5 separate regions of the Homo sapiens genome follow, and regions 2, 3, 4 and 5 are each linked to region 1. Evidence: chromatin contacts called from ENCODE Hi-C or POLR2A ChIA-PET data. All regions are on one chromosome and are shown on one strand. The core of a region is the stretch at or near the end of the contact, and the rest is flanking DNA. Distances in the headings are between cores, read along the strand shown.

Region 1 (2,700 bases), core at 177-2,676:
CACCATGTTAGTCAGGATGGTCTCGATCTCCTGACCTCGTAATCCGCCCTCCTCGGCCTCCCAGAGCGCTGGGATTACAGGCGTGAGCCACCGCGCCCGGCCCCATTACAATAATTCTTATCTCTTCAAGATCTGATAGACTTTTCCTCTTCCCTCTGAGTCAAATATTAAAATCATGAGTGAAGTTCGACCATTCAGGACTTTTTCCAGCCATTCAAGACAGTGTTCCAACTCTTTTATCTTTAACAAAAAGTAAAAGAAAAATAAATACCTTTTGGGTTATGAAGATGGGCATGGATTGAAACAAATGTAAACTATAGGCATTTATAAATATAACAAAATTTTACCATAAAGTCTTCCTGCTGTAAAGGCTTATCTTCAAGACCAGGGACAAAGAAGCCCCACTTACTAAAATTCATTGCTCAGAATCCTAATTAACTACCTGGGAAAGACTTATGACTCATCCTCTAAATAACAGCTGCTTTTTAACACAGTAAAACCTTTAGAGAAGACAGGGTCCTGACACCTTTGAAGAGCGGTGACACCTTACAGAAACTTTCGTTTTTGTTCAGGGATTCTCTTGAGAAAGGAAGGGATTCAGAACCTCCTGAGGGGATTTGCAGTAGAAATCATTATTCCAAGTCATGATTGTGGCATCCATTGTTTTACAAGAACTTTGAATTTTTAAGTGGAAAATGTGAGATGAGAACCTGAGATTTGAATGACATAAGACATTGACAATATTTCAACTAAATAACCACAGGAAGTTACTTGGTTGAAAAGCACACAGGCTCTTGCAGGGCAGGAAAACCTGCAAATTGCGCAGAAGCAGCTGAAAGGGGAATGGCGGGGGTCGGGGGGAGGTGGGGGTGGAGTGTAGGTGGGGGACGGGAAGCTGCACTTTCTTTTTTCAATTGAAAGAATTTTAATTATCTGCAGGGCCGTAAAAGAGAAAAAAGTCCTCTCCCCCTACTATGTCTTCAGAAGACCCACGTGTGAAAAATTTTAAATTTTAAGTAATTGCTTTGAAATCTCGGATGTAAAGCTTTTCAGGTTTTTATAGAGTTTCATAGTAAGTCAGGAATTCCGTTTGAAAAAACAGAAGGAGGGAGGGACAGAACAAGGAACGTGCATAGGATCTGGCCTACTTTTATTTAAGCGCTGAGAAAAGGCAATATAAATTCTTTTAGCTCATACTGTTTTAACTTTAAAACGTATCACCATGAACCTTTCTCCAAACATCAGAAAAAATTTTCCCAAAAGAGCAAACAACAAAAAAATCAGGCTGGTTTCGCTGACTGCTTCCTGGACTTAACAACTATAGCATGTCTCCAGAGGTGGGGCCTAGAGCTCCGCCCACTTTTTTGATGTTTTCAAACAGGTCCGCATCGAGAGACTATAAGCCCTGGTCTGCGACTGGCAATCACAGTGGGCAGCCCGATTTTCTGCTGAGTAGGCGCTGTGATTTCAGAATGTCTGGGCGAGGTAAAGGTGGCAAGGGGCTGGGTAAGGGAGGCGCCAAGCGCCACCGGAAGGTGCTGCGGGACAATATCCAAGGCATTACAAAGCCGGCGATTCGCCGTCTCGCCCGACGTGGGGGCGTCAAGCGCATTTCTGGTCTCATCTACGAGGAGACCCGGGGAGTCCTCAAAGTCTTCCTGGAGAACGTGATCCGTGACGCGGTGACTTACACGGAGCACGCCAAGCGCAAGACCGTCACGGCCATGGATGTGGTGTACGCGCTGAAACGCCAGGGTCGCACCCTTTATGGTTTCGGCGGTTGAGCTGTCCCCACAGCTTCTCTACAGACTCCAAAAGGCCCTTTTCAGGGCCCCCAAACTGTCACAGAAAGAGCTGTTAACACTTCCTAGATAACGGGTAAATATCAACCCTTTGATGTCGCCTTCCGGATACCGGAAATGGGATATTCGCGGCCCGAGCATCTGCTCGGGATTAGACTTGGCGGGCACGGGGAGAACTAGACCTCAAGGAGGGGGTTCCGCCTGTGCTTAGGTACGACCCTGGAGGTGCCGCGCAACGCAGTAGTGACCTCCCAAAATCCAGACACCGGATTTTGTTTAGAAGAGTGCTTGTACAAAGCCCTAGTGTTAGAACTGGTCATGGTCTTCTAAGCGGCCGAGTCGTTGGCCCATAAGCACGTATCGGATGGCTTCCATGTAAATCAGGGCTTAGGTGACTTCCTGCTGGCCTTCAGGGGTGAGCGTCACGCGTCAAGGGCGGTTCGTGCGTGTGCAGGGCTTGCTAAGTCGCAGGAAATGGGAGGTCGCAGCACGCCGCTACCTGCAAGCCCGAAAGCTGAATGCAGCTCTAGTGTGGCGCGTAGTCTTACTGGGTACTATTTTACTTAATCGCTGACGTTGAGTGAGAGGTGACCAAGCTCAGATGCTGAGATTAAGGCGGCCGGGCGAAACTCGCGACACCCTGCGATTCCCTCTTAGCCAGCTGCGTAAAGTTGCCTACGCCAAGCGGGTAGCGTCCTGCTCGGCCACCTGGCGGCGGGCGTGGAGTTGGCAGGCAGGCAGTGGGGGTCACGCCGGCATGAAAGGCCAGATCACCTGCAGGTCGCCAAGTTGCCGGGAATCCCCCGCTCCGAGCAGTGTCATGCCCATCACAAATAACCCTATCGCAGCCGGGAGGTAAGCCCTGGCTTCCGAGTAAAGGCCCTGTTCAGAGCAGCCT
Region 2 (2,700 bases), core at 201-2,700, 2.2 Mb after region 1:
ATCCCAACACCTCCAACAAAGGTCTACAGTTAGATTTTTAGGGGTTTCCTGGTAGAGCACAAATAATCCCAAGGAAGCTGCAGTAACACCTCCTGGCCACCAGAGGACAGGGAGCAGTGGGAGAGATTTGCTTCCCCTAGCAAAGTCTTCAAGAGGCCAGAGGCACAGGCTCAAAGTTGCTTCTCCATCTGTGGCCTTCAGGCTTTACCTACTACTGCCAGAGGTGCTAGGGTGCCTCCCATCTTCAAATGGGCTTTTTTTTTCCCTCCTATAAAAGATGGGCCAGAAGTTCCCAGGGCCATACCCCGCAACACTAACCTTCAATGATTACCAATCATAAGGAATGCCTTTAGTTGCAGGACTTAAAGGCAGAAAAGTAGTAACAGGGGTGTATTATCTTTCGAACCCACCCAAACCTGCTTATCAGTTCTTTTGCTAGTGGAAAAACGTGCTTTAGGCAGGGTGCACATGGATATCCCACAGCAAACAGTGCCTTTAGGGTCTAGTGTCCCAATCCGGCACATTGTAAATGGAATATTTGAAGAGTTAGATTATTCCTACACATAAATTCTGGCTCATGGAGCAGTCCACTCGCAGGGTGCTTTTCCGTCATTAATCACATCTTTGTTATGTGATATCCACGTGAGTACTTCTCAGTAGAAGCAGCTTCATGCTCAAATGCTCAAAGAACATTGGAATAAAGCTCCGATTGTCCTATTCAGTGATTCCAAGTCCTGGTTTGTCACCACCTCAGGTCTCTCGTTTTCCAAAGTGCATAATGTCATCTCAAAACAGACATTTTAATGAATTCAAATAATAAAATGCACGAGGTATGTGGAGTTAAATCAACAAGGGTTTTGTACCTCTCAAGAGGCGGTTAACCCCTGGTCTTATTTAAAGATGTTTCTGCGCTGCCTCCTGTAGAAAACATTTTTAAAGAAAATGTAGGCTGCTTATCCTTGTATTTGTAAATATAAGCAAAGTAAAGTAATGTAGGAACATTTATGTGGGGGCTTTCAACCATAAACATATAGATAGCTGAATGCCTGACAACAGTAGTGTGATTTTTCTTGAAGTACCTGTAACTTCTCTCCTGAGAGATGGCAGAGCCTTGCCTTTTGCATTCGCCAGACTTTTTACAGAGCGAGTGTAATTCTCTCAAATCAGTGTTTGCGTTTTTTGACGTTGGTGAGGCAGCTGGAAACAGCTCAAGGAGGAGGGAAAGGTTCTGCGTCTGGGTGAGGGAGAAAACCCTCCGATACCTGTTGGGGCGCAGCACTGGAGGCGGACACCCCGGCCCGGGGGTCGGGGCCGCGAGCCCGGGGGTAGGGGGCGGGCGCGCGGGCGCGGGAGGAGGAGGAGGAGGAGGGAGAGGTGGGGGAGGAGGCCGCGGGGCCGCCTCCTCCGGCAGCTCCGGCTCCTCCCAGCGGCGCCCGCGGAACCTGCCTCAGAGTCGCCGGACTCTGGAAGGGAACATGACCTGACCCCTCCCCGAGCGGCCGGAACGAGGCGCGGAGCCGCGCTCCGGGCTCGGGCGGCCGCGGGATGGGCGAGCGCGCGGCCCCGCCCGGCGCCCACCGCCCTGCCCTCGCCTGTCTCCTCCTTTCCCCGGGGCTCCGCTGAGTTCATTCACTGGGATTGGTTTCAAGTGACGCCATCTCTTTATTTTTAAACCAATGACCTCATCCGCGCTTGAAGTTTCCTGACCAGCGACTCTTTCTCTTTCCCCCAACCCCCCACCCCACCCCCCCGCCTTTCCCCCTCTTTCTATGTATCAGTGTTTGGGGGGCTTTAATCAGTTTTTAAACGATTATTACCACCTCTCTCTCCCCCCCAACCCCCACTTTCACAACGCGGCCCCCCACCTTTACCTCCCTAAGTTCTTCATCTCTTTCGACATTTTTTTTGAAGGCTGATGGGGGGGAGGGTGGAAGAGAAAGAGTGAAGAAAAGTTGCGAGCGTCTCCTCTCTTCCTAAGCCTCCCGCCCCAACCCACCCCTCAGAGAAGGAGAAGATAATATACTGAAAAGAAGAGGAGGAGGAGAGCGACGGGACGGGACGCGAGCGGGAGCGCAGCCGCCCTCTCGGCTCCGCGGCGGCGCCTCGCAAGTCCGGGAGGCGAGGGGGGCCCGAGGGGAGACGCCGTGACAACTTTCGTTTCCCTCTGAGGGAATTGGGAGGTCGGCGGCCCCAAAAGTAAGTGGCCTTGGCGGGCCGCGCGGGGTGTGCGGGCGGGAGGGTGCGGGGCCCGGGGCGCCCTCCCGCCCGGCCGCATGGACGCTCCGCAGCGCGCCCCGACTCCCGGTGCCGGGCGCCGCGCTCCAGCCCCGCCGTCTCTGCCTTCCCGGGCGTACCGGCCACCCTTTCGGGAGGCGGCGTGGGGGCGACCGCGGCCGGGGGCCGCAGGAGCGTTTGAAGCGGGGGTGTAGGCCTGGCCGGAGGCTGGCCGGAGCGGGAAGGGGGCGTGCGGCCGGGCGCGGGGTCGCAGTGGGTGCGCTCCCGGCCGCTGCGCGGCGCTTGGACCGGGCCCCGCCGAGAGGAGCGGCCGCCGCGGGACGCGGCACCTTTGCGGGCGAAGCTGCTCACTTCCAGGCGCGACTGTTACACAACACGCCTGCCAAGTGGGGCCCTGGCCTGACTGTTCCCATTATCCCCAGTTCGCCTTTGGTGTAAGCAGCGAGGCCACCTGGGTGGTGACGG
Region 3 (2,700 bases), core at 40-2,539, 2.4 Mb after region 1:
AAACACCCTTAGATCTATTAGCTTGCCTATTTCTGAATTACAGCTCCTATCAAGAACAGAGAACTTCTAAAATCGGCGACTCTTTTTAGGCCCCAGATTTAACCAATTTGCGTTAGCAACCCCGGAGCTTAACCAAAGCACTCCCAGCTGTCCTAGCGTGTGGGTAACAAAAAAAGCAGCAAATGGTCCTCAATTAAACATCAGCTGCTTTATCTATTTATTGAACACTCACTGTATTGCAAACACAATAATCCTCCCATTCTTGTCTCAAACGCTTAGAGAAGTCTAAAAATCATGGACAGAGAACAACAATGGAAAACACCAGTGCCTGCTGTCTGGCCAACCTCTACAAGATTAGAAAACGGACCAAGACACCTTCTGAGAAGAAAAAGCTGTTTCTGGAGACCTTTGCACTAAAGGGTTCAAAGCAAGTGGACACCTATCACATATCCCTTCAGAAAAGGAACCTCTAACACCCGTTTTTAAGAAACAGACTGTTCTTAGAGGTCCTATAATCCATCCACTGTGTGAGCCAAATCTCACTACATCAGCCATGAGCACTAGAGCCAAAAATTAATTAGCTCGTCTTTTAAACAGGAGGCTGTAGCTGGGAGAAACGGCTGTTTTGAAAATAAATAAGGGCACTGGCGCCCACGCTGGCTTAGCTTGCAGTCACACGCACTTCCATCAGGGGAATCGAGGCCAGGACAGATGGTGACTTTTTTTTTTTCCTACTAGCACGGTGAAGGCTTTTTCTGTGCGTTCCCGTCCGCAGTCCCTGACCCTAGTCTGGGAGGCAGCCCGCTCTGCAAGGGGACAGGGCGGGCTGGAGGAGGGTGGGAGGTTAGGACACCGACCTGAGGAGTTCAGATCGTTGGGTCGGCTCTCGGCCTCGGAGCTCTGCTCACTGCCCATGGTGCCGACAGCGGTGGCAGCAGAAGAACGGCGGGCCGGGCGGTCACCGCTCCGGCGGCGGGCGACAGGGCAGGGGCCAGGGACCGGGACGGGGAGGCAAAGCAGAGTCTGGGCGCCGCAGCGAGGCTAATGTGTGGGGCTGACGCGTCCAGCCCACGCAGGGGCCTGGGCGGCGGGAGAAGGAGAGGCCCTATTTGGGGAACAGAAACGCAAGGAGGCGCGGCGCGAACGCACGCGGCTAGCCCTCCTTCTTTCCGGGAGCCCTAAGAGAACCGGCAGATGACACTGGCTTTGCCGCACCTGCGGCCGGCGGGCGGCGCCGCTTTCACTCACTGGTTCACGCTCCGCAAGCTCGCTCCTTCCGGGACGCAGATGGGCGGTGCCGGCTACGCAAGACCTTCAGTTCCGGATTAGGAGGCCCCGCCCCCCGGCCCGAGGGAGGGGCGGAGAGACCCGCTCCTGCGACTTAGGGCGATGCCACCTTAAAGGGCTTGACCTCCTCGAAGCCAGAACTGCGGAAGAGGGTAAGCCCTTTCCTGTTGTAAGGATGCGTCACCTTTAAAACACCACCCACACTATTAAGCTCTTCAATACCCACATGTGAGAACAACTTTACAAAATAGGTATTTTTAACCCTGTTTTACAGATGGAGAAAGAAACGCTAGATAGACCCAGGATTCGAACCCACAACAGCTTGGATGCAAAGCTCATTTTGAATTCTGAAGAGCTGGGAGTTTAGCAGTGGACGACCAAACAAAAAAATACCAGAAGACGGTGAAAGCAGCAGCTGGAAATGAGAGAAAAATTAAGAAATAGAAAATGCTGTTTCATGTATTAGGGAGTGCACATCTTTAAAGAGAAGTGAAGAACCTTTTTGGCTAGGCGCTTTCTGGGGACCTTGGCAGTTATCAACAAGTCACTCTGAAACTAACAGAAGGTGAGGAGGGAGTAATCCAGAAAGGAAACTGCCATTTTTGCTAGGGCAAGAAAGTAGACCTAGCAATGCAATGCCATCAAGGAGTTAGCTGGCTCTAGCGTTCTCCGAACTTTGCAACTCATTTTATATTACATTGTCTGCGTCAAGAAATTTCAAGTAAATGCCTTGAGATTTTATATGTATAAAATGTAGTCTCTGGCCAGGCGGGGTGGCTCACGCCTGTAATCCCAGCACTTTGGGAGGCTGAGGCGAGTAGATCACGATGTCAGGAGATCAAGACCATCCTGGCTAACATGGTGAAACCCCGTCTCTACTAAAAAATACAAAAAATTAGCCGGGCATGATGGTGGGCGCCTGTAGTCCCAGCTACTCGGGAGGCTGAGACAGGAGAATGGTGTGAACCCGGGAGGCAGAGCTTGCAGTGAGCCGAGATCGCGCCACTGCACTCCAGCCTGGGCGACAGAGCGAGACTCCGTCTCAAAAAAAAAAAAAAAAAAAAAAGTCTCAGAAGAAGTGTCAAGTTGACTAAATGATTTTTAAGTCCCTTCCACTCTACTATATCACAATAATTTCCCCTATTTTACCTTATTTAATTTTCACAACAACCCTGCAGCCTGTAAGTAGGTGACTCCTCCATGGTCAGCAGGTGGTCAGTGGTCGAACTATTTAGGACTATCTGATGCTCTTTCCTCTGCTCACCATTGCAATACAATGAGAAAAATGCAAATGAATCTAAGTACAGTGTTCTCTGGGAATATGAAGATAGAACTAAAAACTGCCTGAGAGATCAGGGCAGGCTTCTAGAAAGTTGTGTCTAACTAGTCTTGAGGTTTACATAAACCACACCA
Region 4 (2,700 bases), core at 185-2,684, 2.7 Mb after region 1:
ATATATAAACATATTTTTTAGACAGAATCTTGCTCTGCTGCCCAGGCTGGAGTGCAGTGGTGCAATCTCGGCTCACTGCAACCTCTGCCTCCCGGATTCAAACGATTCTCCTGCCTCAGCCTCCCTAGTAGCTGGGATTACGGGCTTCCACCACCACGCCCAGTTCTTTTTTTTTTTTCTTGATTTTCAGTAGAGACACAGTTTCACCATGTTGGCCAGGCTGGTCTTGAACTCCTGGCCTCAATGATCTGCCCGGCTGGGCCTCCCAAAGTGTTGGGATTACAGGTGTGAGCCACCGTGCCCAGGCAGTTATTGTAGATTTTTGAGTCCCATGATTTTCATCTTGTTTCTTTTCATAATGTCTATTTTCCAATGAGTAACTGTTTTTCATTCCTTATGTCCACTTTTTCCCTTTAAATTCTTCAATATATTTAGTCATTTTAAAGTTTTTCTTTGCTAATTCCATCTGTATCACCTCTGGGATTCTTTCTATTGGCTGCTTTCTATACTACTTGTTTCCTCCTTGTTACACATTGAGTAATTTTTTATTACATGTCAAACATTATGGTTTTATTATCTTCCTGTAAGGATCATTGCATTTGTTTTGGCAGGTGGTTAATTTATTGGTGGATCCGCTTGGATCCATTATTGAGTGTTGTAATTTGGCTTTGTTTTGATGGGTCCAGTGCAGCCTCTCTCTAGTGCTGGGGTGGCCCAGCTCCACAGGTGTGGCCTTTCCCGGGCCTCTGTTGAAAGCCCAGGCTGTTCATCAAGCTCTTTCCACCATGGACACTGAGAACACAGTGTCTCTTCCCACCATGTGACCTCTGGAATCTCTGTTCAGTGCACAGCTCCTACTACCTATTCTCTCTCTCTCTCTCTTTTTTTTCTTTTTTTAAGAAACAGGGTCTCACTCTGTCACCCAGGCTGGAGTGCAGCAGCACAATCTTAGCTCACTGTAGCCTGAAGCTCCTGGGCTCAAGGGATCCTCCTGCCACAGCCTCCCAAGTAGCTGGAACTATAGGTGCATGCCACCACACCTAGCTAATTTTTAAAATTTTTTGTAGAGATGAGGTCTTGCTATATTGCCCAGGCTGGTTTTGAACTCCTGGGCTCAAGCGATCCTCTTGCCTCAGCCTCTCCTAAGATGCTGGGATTACAGGCATGAGCTACTGCACCTTGCCCCTGCTACCTATTCTCTACTAGGCTTTGTGAAAACATTACCCTGTACATGTGCAGTTTTGTTTTCAACTAGATTCAGGTGGTCTCCTCTGCAGATTTTTGGATTTCTGCTCTGTGCAGCTCCTGCCTCTCTCGTACCCTGTCCCACACACTCAATCCCTGCAGCAGCCCTAACCTTCGGTCTCTTTCCTCCATCCTCAGTTTGGGCTCCACTTCCGCGTGCTGTGGTTGGAAAGCCCCAGGCAGGAGGCCAGAGTAAATGTGGGTTTCACCTCTTGTGTTTCTTCTCTCAAGCATCACATCCCTGCACCATCTGTAGCGTTGCACCTGAAAACAGTTTCATATAATTCGTCCAGTTTTATTGTTGTTTATGGCAGGAGGGCACAACCAATACCCCTTACTGTGTCGTGGTGACAACCACAAGTTAGACCAGACATCATTAGTTTATTTTATAGTTAAGGGAACTGAGGCTCAGAGCACAGAAGCACTTTGCTCAAGATCATCTGGGAACCAGCTGAGTAAGGGCTAGGACTCAGGTTAGAGCCTATTAGAGCCCCATTAGGGGCTCTTGACGTTACTTCCACTTTTTGTTTCCCACTTTCCTTTCCTATCTTGTTCCCCTTCGAGGAGAATATACGGTCATCTTGTGTCCACCTTGGTGTCCCCATTTCTGTCATATTTCACATTGACTCTCATTTTCACGGCTTTGAACTTTGCTCTGTCTTATCTGGAAAATTCTATATTTTAGACCTCCTCCCCTTTTTGCTTCCATTTTTGTCAGAATATCTATGTTGCTTATCAATTATTGTATTTTCTCAGTATCAAGCACCGTGCTTGGCACGTAGACATCTCTTGATAAATGTTTGTCGATGGGACCAAGGAAGAAATGAGTATCATTTTATCCTTTTTTTTTTTTTTTTTGAGACAGAGTCTCACTTCTTTCACCCAGGCTGGAGTGCAGTGGTGCGATCTCAGCTCACTGCAACCTCTGCCTCCCAGGTTCAAGTGATTCTCGTGCCTCAGCCTCAGTAGCTGGTATTATACAGGTGTGTGCCACGATACCTGGCTAATTTTGTGTATCTTTAGCAGAGACAGGGTTTTGCTATTTTGGCCAGGCTGGTCTCAAACTTCTGGCCACAAGTGATTCACTCGCCTTGGCCTCCCAAAGTGTTGGGATTACAGGCGTGAGCCACTGCGCCTGGCCTTATTCATCTTTTGACCCTTTTCCGCCATGTGTCATTGAAAACAGGTGCGCTGTGAGGTCCAGGTGAGGAGCAAAAGTCTGCAGGCGTTGGCAGGGAGAGCCCCTGGCATGGTGTGCCCTTCACACACAGCCAGAACATGCTTGTCTCTTGATACGGGCTGTTGGCTGAGAATTCATGCATTTCTTTGTTATTCTTGTCATACTGGAATTAACCTACAGCCTTTTTTTCGCTTTCTATATCTTTCCTTCTCCTGGCAACAGTTTCATAAAGATCCCTTTCATTATCCATTTCAATCATGCCACTAAGATCTATC
Region 5 (2,700 bases), core at 1-2,500, 2.1 Mb after region 1:
TAGAAATCCTTCCATAAAAATACTTTTTAAAAAGTCACTTTGCCTGCCTTTTTTTTTGTTTTCAAACGAATCCAGTCATATCTGTAAAACAAGTTTCCATCAGATCTCATTTTATAAGCAACATCCTCTTCTAAGCCACCTGAAACTGACTTTGAAGAGCTCTTCAAACCATTTCAAAAATTTGTTTGTTGGCTTGTGCTTTCTTGGGTTAATGCTTCTAGAGTCGTCTCCAAGTTTCAAATTTTGCATGGCTGCTTTTTTTTTTTTTTTTTTTTTTTTACTTCGCTTCAAGAGTCAGTCTTAAATCATGTAGGTTTTGCTTGAGGTTTGCTCGAGCAAGAGGACCTTAGGTTTGGTCTTATTTGCATTTTTACCATAACTAGGCCTACATTCTAAATAAGTAACTAAATGCCACCTATGAGTTTCATTAACTGTGGCTGCTTGCCACTTTTTAGTTCTGGTTAGGGTGGTGCTATTGTTTTCCTCAGGTTCATTAGAAACATCTTCCGTGACAGCTCTGACGCGGCACCGATTTCTGAGTGTCCAGTGTTTTCCCTACCATTATTTTCTTTGGTCTGAAGTTGACACTTAAACTGTCCAGTTTTAAACCTCCGATCCGTGTTCCCAAATGAAAACATGACTTTCATTACGAATTACACGTCAAGGGAGCAAACCAAGGCGCTCGGGGCGGCGAGAACCGCGACACAGCGCTTCGCCTGGACTGGTAAACAAACCGCCGCGCAGGCGCAATGGCAACAGGACGGTAACCTGGGTAGCCGCCAATGGGCTTTTTCGTAGAGTGAAAAGCGGAAAAGCCAAACAAAACGCTGGTTCCAAGGTGATAAACTGGCTGACTTCCTCTATTTTTACTTTTTTAAAAAATTTTGTTTCTGAAGAAGTAGTTGTGCGGCCTTCTGGGCCTCGCAGAGATCTTCTTCGTGGAATTCCTCGGCCCCAGAGAAATGCCGCTAGCCTGTCGGCTAGTTATATTAGCCTAATTTTTTGTCTTGATCTTTTTCATTTGACTGCAGCACTAATCCTAATCCACTGGGGCAGCAAAAAAAAAAAAAAAAAAAAAAAAAAAAAAAAAAAAGGGCGGGTGGGATCTCAACGCCACGGAAAACCTTCATACTAGCCGGCCATCACCAAACCACGCGAGATCTGCCTGAGGAGAAGCGCCACCCCGGGAGTGCACGTTTGCGCATGCGTCTGGCTCATCATTTTTAGCGCGCAAAAGTTTCAAAACTTTCCGCCTAGTGAGAGGCGGTCCGATTTGGCCCTTGGGGAGTGTCCGTCGCGTTGATCTGATGGATTCACGTACACAACACCACATTCTATGAGATTTTGCAGGCAAAAGTCCACAAGCTCGTATGGTCATCCCTTCTTTCCGTTTTTATATTGGCCGTGAACTCTGTGAGGGGAGGTTTCAGCGACTGAAGTAGTAAAGGAGTGGGAGCGGGAGAGCCGATTAATGAGGTTGTAGAATAAGAGAGAAATCTGAAGGGACAAAGGAGTTTTATTTATTTTTTGGCTGGTGACCAAGAGGATGTGAGTGTGAGCTAAGGTAATACAGTGGGAAGGAGAAGATGGGAAGATTTGAGAGATAAATGAAGGCAGTAGCTCTGTAGCCTACCTGGGAGGCCAGACTAGAAAGAAGTTGACAGTAGAGGACATTTTTCTTAAAAGAGTGTGAACTTATGCATGTTTGTAAACAGGCAGAAATGGCATGCATTTAGTACATGGTGTATATAAGGTGGAAATCGGGACGCCCCTAATGGAATGGAATGAGGAAGATTCTAAAAGCCACAGTCCTGAACACAGGCCGAGGTGGAATTGCGAAGAACAGTCGCGGTAACAGAAGTCAGGAATTTGGGAACTGTCTCGAGGGATCTGACCAATCTGACCTCTTTTTGTCTCTCAGGATATATGGGACACCTGCACCGGCATTGGATTTGGCCCCGCAACATCTTAAAGGTACCACCCAACACCTGAAGTGTCTGCCTCCTTCCGATGGAGCCTCCTGGCCCCTCCCACCTCTCACCAGCTTTACCCTTTAGCCAGAATGAAATGTGGATTTCATGGAATGAAATGGTGGCATTTAGCTACCACATTACTCAGATGTGTCACTGACACCTTACAGAAGTACATACTTCTAGCCTCTAGCCTCCCAGTTCACTAGATATTAGAGTCCATCTTGATATCGGCAGCAATTCTATGCCACTTAGCTACTATAATTTGATTCTTTGTATACTATCTGGAGTACAAGGCAGAAGAATGCTGATGGAATACGTAATTTTACTCCAACAAAGGAATGGCTGATAGGTAAAGAGTATCACTTCATCTGTAAGAAAAACTAAATATGGAAAGCCACAGGATTGAAGCTAGCAGTGATGGAGAAGGATCCCAGTGTGAATATATAGAATGGAAGTACTTCAGTAAAGAGCCAGGCATGGTAATCACTTACCAAGAAAGTGACTTCATTTCATTTTGGCAGCCTAAAGTATATCCTGGCAGCTGCGCTGTATGTGTGAAGTGCATAGGAAAATGCTGCAGGAAAAATCCATGGAGGCAATGGAATAGGATTTCAGGGTTGAAGCCTGGGTGTCTTGTTTTAGGGAGTGGGATCATCCAGCTCTGAGAGGCATGACATCTCGATATGATGTCATATAAAGTGTGTACAATTGGGAATCAGACCTGGGC

What was found. A loop is a pair of places that touch in the nucleus more often than their neighbours do. ChIA-PET counts read pairs that join two places held with the same protein, here RNA polymerase II (POLR2A). Pooled maps may share reads with other maps.
Region 2: a loop to region 1 is called in a map of CD4-positive, alpha-beta memory T cell, with 15 times the contacts of the local background. The contact joins the promoter of DUSP16 here to the promoter of H4C16 in region 1. A Hi-C loop is called at or near these places in 2 of 168 maps with a recorded cell type or tissue (CD4-positive, alpha-beta memory T cell and naive thymus-derived CD4-positive, alpha-beta T cell), 3 of 37 single-sample maps with no recorded cell type and 9 of 50 pooled maps.
Region 3: a map of naive thymus-derived CD4-positive, alpha-beta T cell shows a loop between it and region 1 (10-fold over the local background). The contact joins the promoter of BORCS5 here to the promoter of H4C16 in region 1. A Hi-C loop is called at or near these places in 3 of 168 maps with a recorded cell type or tissue (CD4-positive, alpha-beta memory T cell and naive thymus-derived CD4-positive, alpha-beta T cell) and 11 of 50 pooled maps. POLR2A ChIA-PET finds 5 or more read pairs at or near these places in 2 of 52 experiments (CD4-positive, alpha-beta T cell and activated CD4-positive, alpha-beta memory T cell).
Region 4: a pooled map shows a loop between it and region 1 (9-fold over the local background). The contact joins the enhancer-like site here to the promoter of H4C16 in region 1. A Hi-C loop is called at or near these places in 1 of 37 single-sample maps with no recorded cell type and 2 of 50 pooled maps. POLR2A ChIA-PET finds 5 or more read pairs at or near these places in 1 of 52 experiments (T-cell).
Region 5: a loop to region 1 is called in a map with no recorded cell type, with 21 times the contacts of the local background. The contact joins the promoter of GPR19 here to the promoter of H4C16 in region 1. A Hi-C loop is called at or near these places in 1 of 37 single-sample maps with no recorded cell type and 6 of 50 pooled maps. POLR2A ChIA-PET finds 5 or more read pairs at or near these places in 2 of 52 experiments (CD4-positive, alpha-beta T cell and naive thymus-derived CD8-positive, alpha-beta T cell).

The regions. Positions count from the first base shown.
Region 1 is chr12:14,769,857-14,772,556 of GRCh38, reverse strand. H4C16 (H4 histone 16) reads left to right here and starts at 1,426. Exons shown (of 1, transcript NM_175054.2): 1 at 1,426-1,837. The coding sequence starts at 1,473. The coding sequence ends at 1,784. It overlaps LOC105369669, which reads left to right and starts at 1,900. Exons shown (of 3, transcript XM_047429947.1): 1 at 1,900-2,657. The coding sequence starts at 2,404. RefSeq lists enhancers at 1,614-1,943, 1,608-2,204, 2,205-2,700.
Region 2 is chr12:12,561,613-12,564,312 of GRCh38, reverse strand. DUSP16 (dual specificity phosphatase 16) reads left to right here and starts at 1,450. Exons shown (of 7, transcript NM_030640.3): 1 at 1,450-2,196. RefSeq lists silencers at 1,141-1,650, 2,101-2,180, 2,211-2,330, 2,351-2,550.
Region 3 is chr12:12,355,667-12,358,366 of GRCh38, reverse strand. It overlaps BORCS5 (BLOC-1 related complex subunit 5), which reads right to left and starts at 1,289. Exons shown (of 4, transcript NM_058169.6): 1 at 858-1,289. The coding sequence starts at 915. It overlaps LOH12CR2 (loss of heterozygosity on chromosome 12, region 2), which reads left to right and starts at 1,300. Exons shown (of 2, transcript NR_024061.1): 1 at 1,300-1,439; 2 at 1,562-2,700. RefSeq lists a silencer at 880-959 and an enhancer at 826-1,504.
Region 4 is chr12:12,024,030-12,026,729 of GRCh38, reverse strand. No RefSeq gene overlaps it. Among named protein-coding and RNA genes, the nearest start is that of BCL2L14, 46 kb to the left of the region's middle. RefSeq lists an enhancer at 2,618-2,667. Within about 2 kb of position 1,434, at least 7 of the 41 ENCODE cell types and tissues checked have a DNase peak (open chromatin) inside an H3K27ac peak, as active enhancers do.
Region 5 is chr12:12,694,733-12,697,432 of GRCh38, reverse strand. It overlaps GPR19 (G protein-coupled receptor 19), which reads left to right and starts at 1,250. Exons shown (of 4, transcript NM_006143.3): 1 at 1,250-1,368; 2 at 1,922-1,974. RefSeq lists enhancers at 1,083-1,162, 1,343-1,502.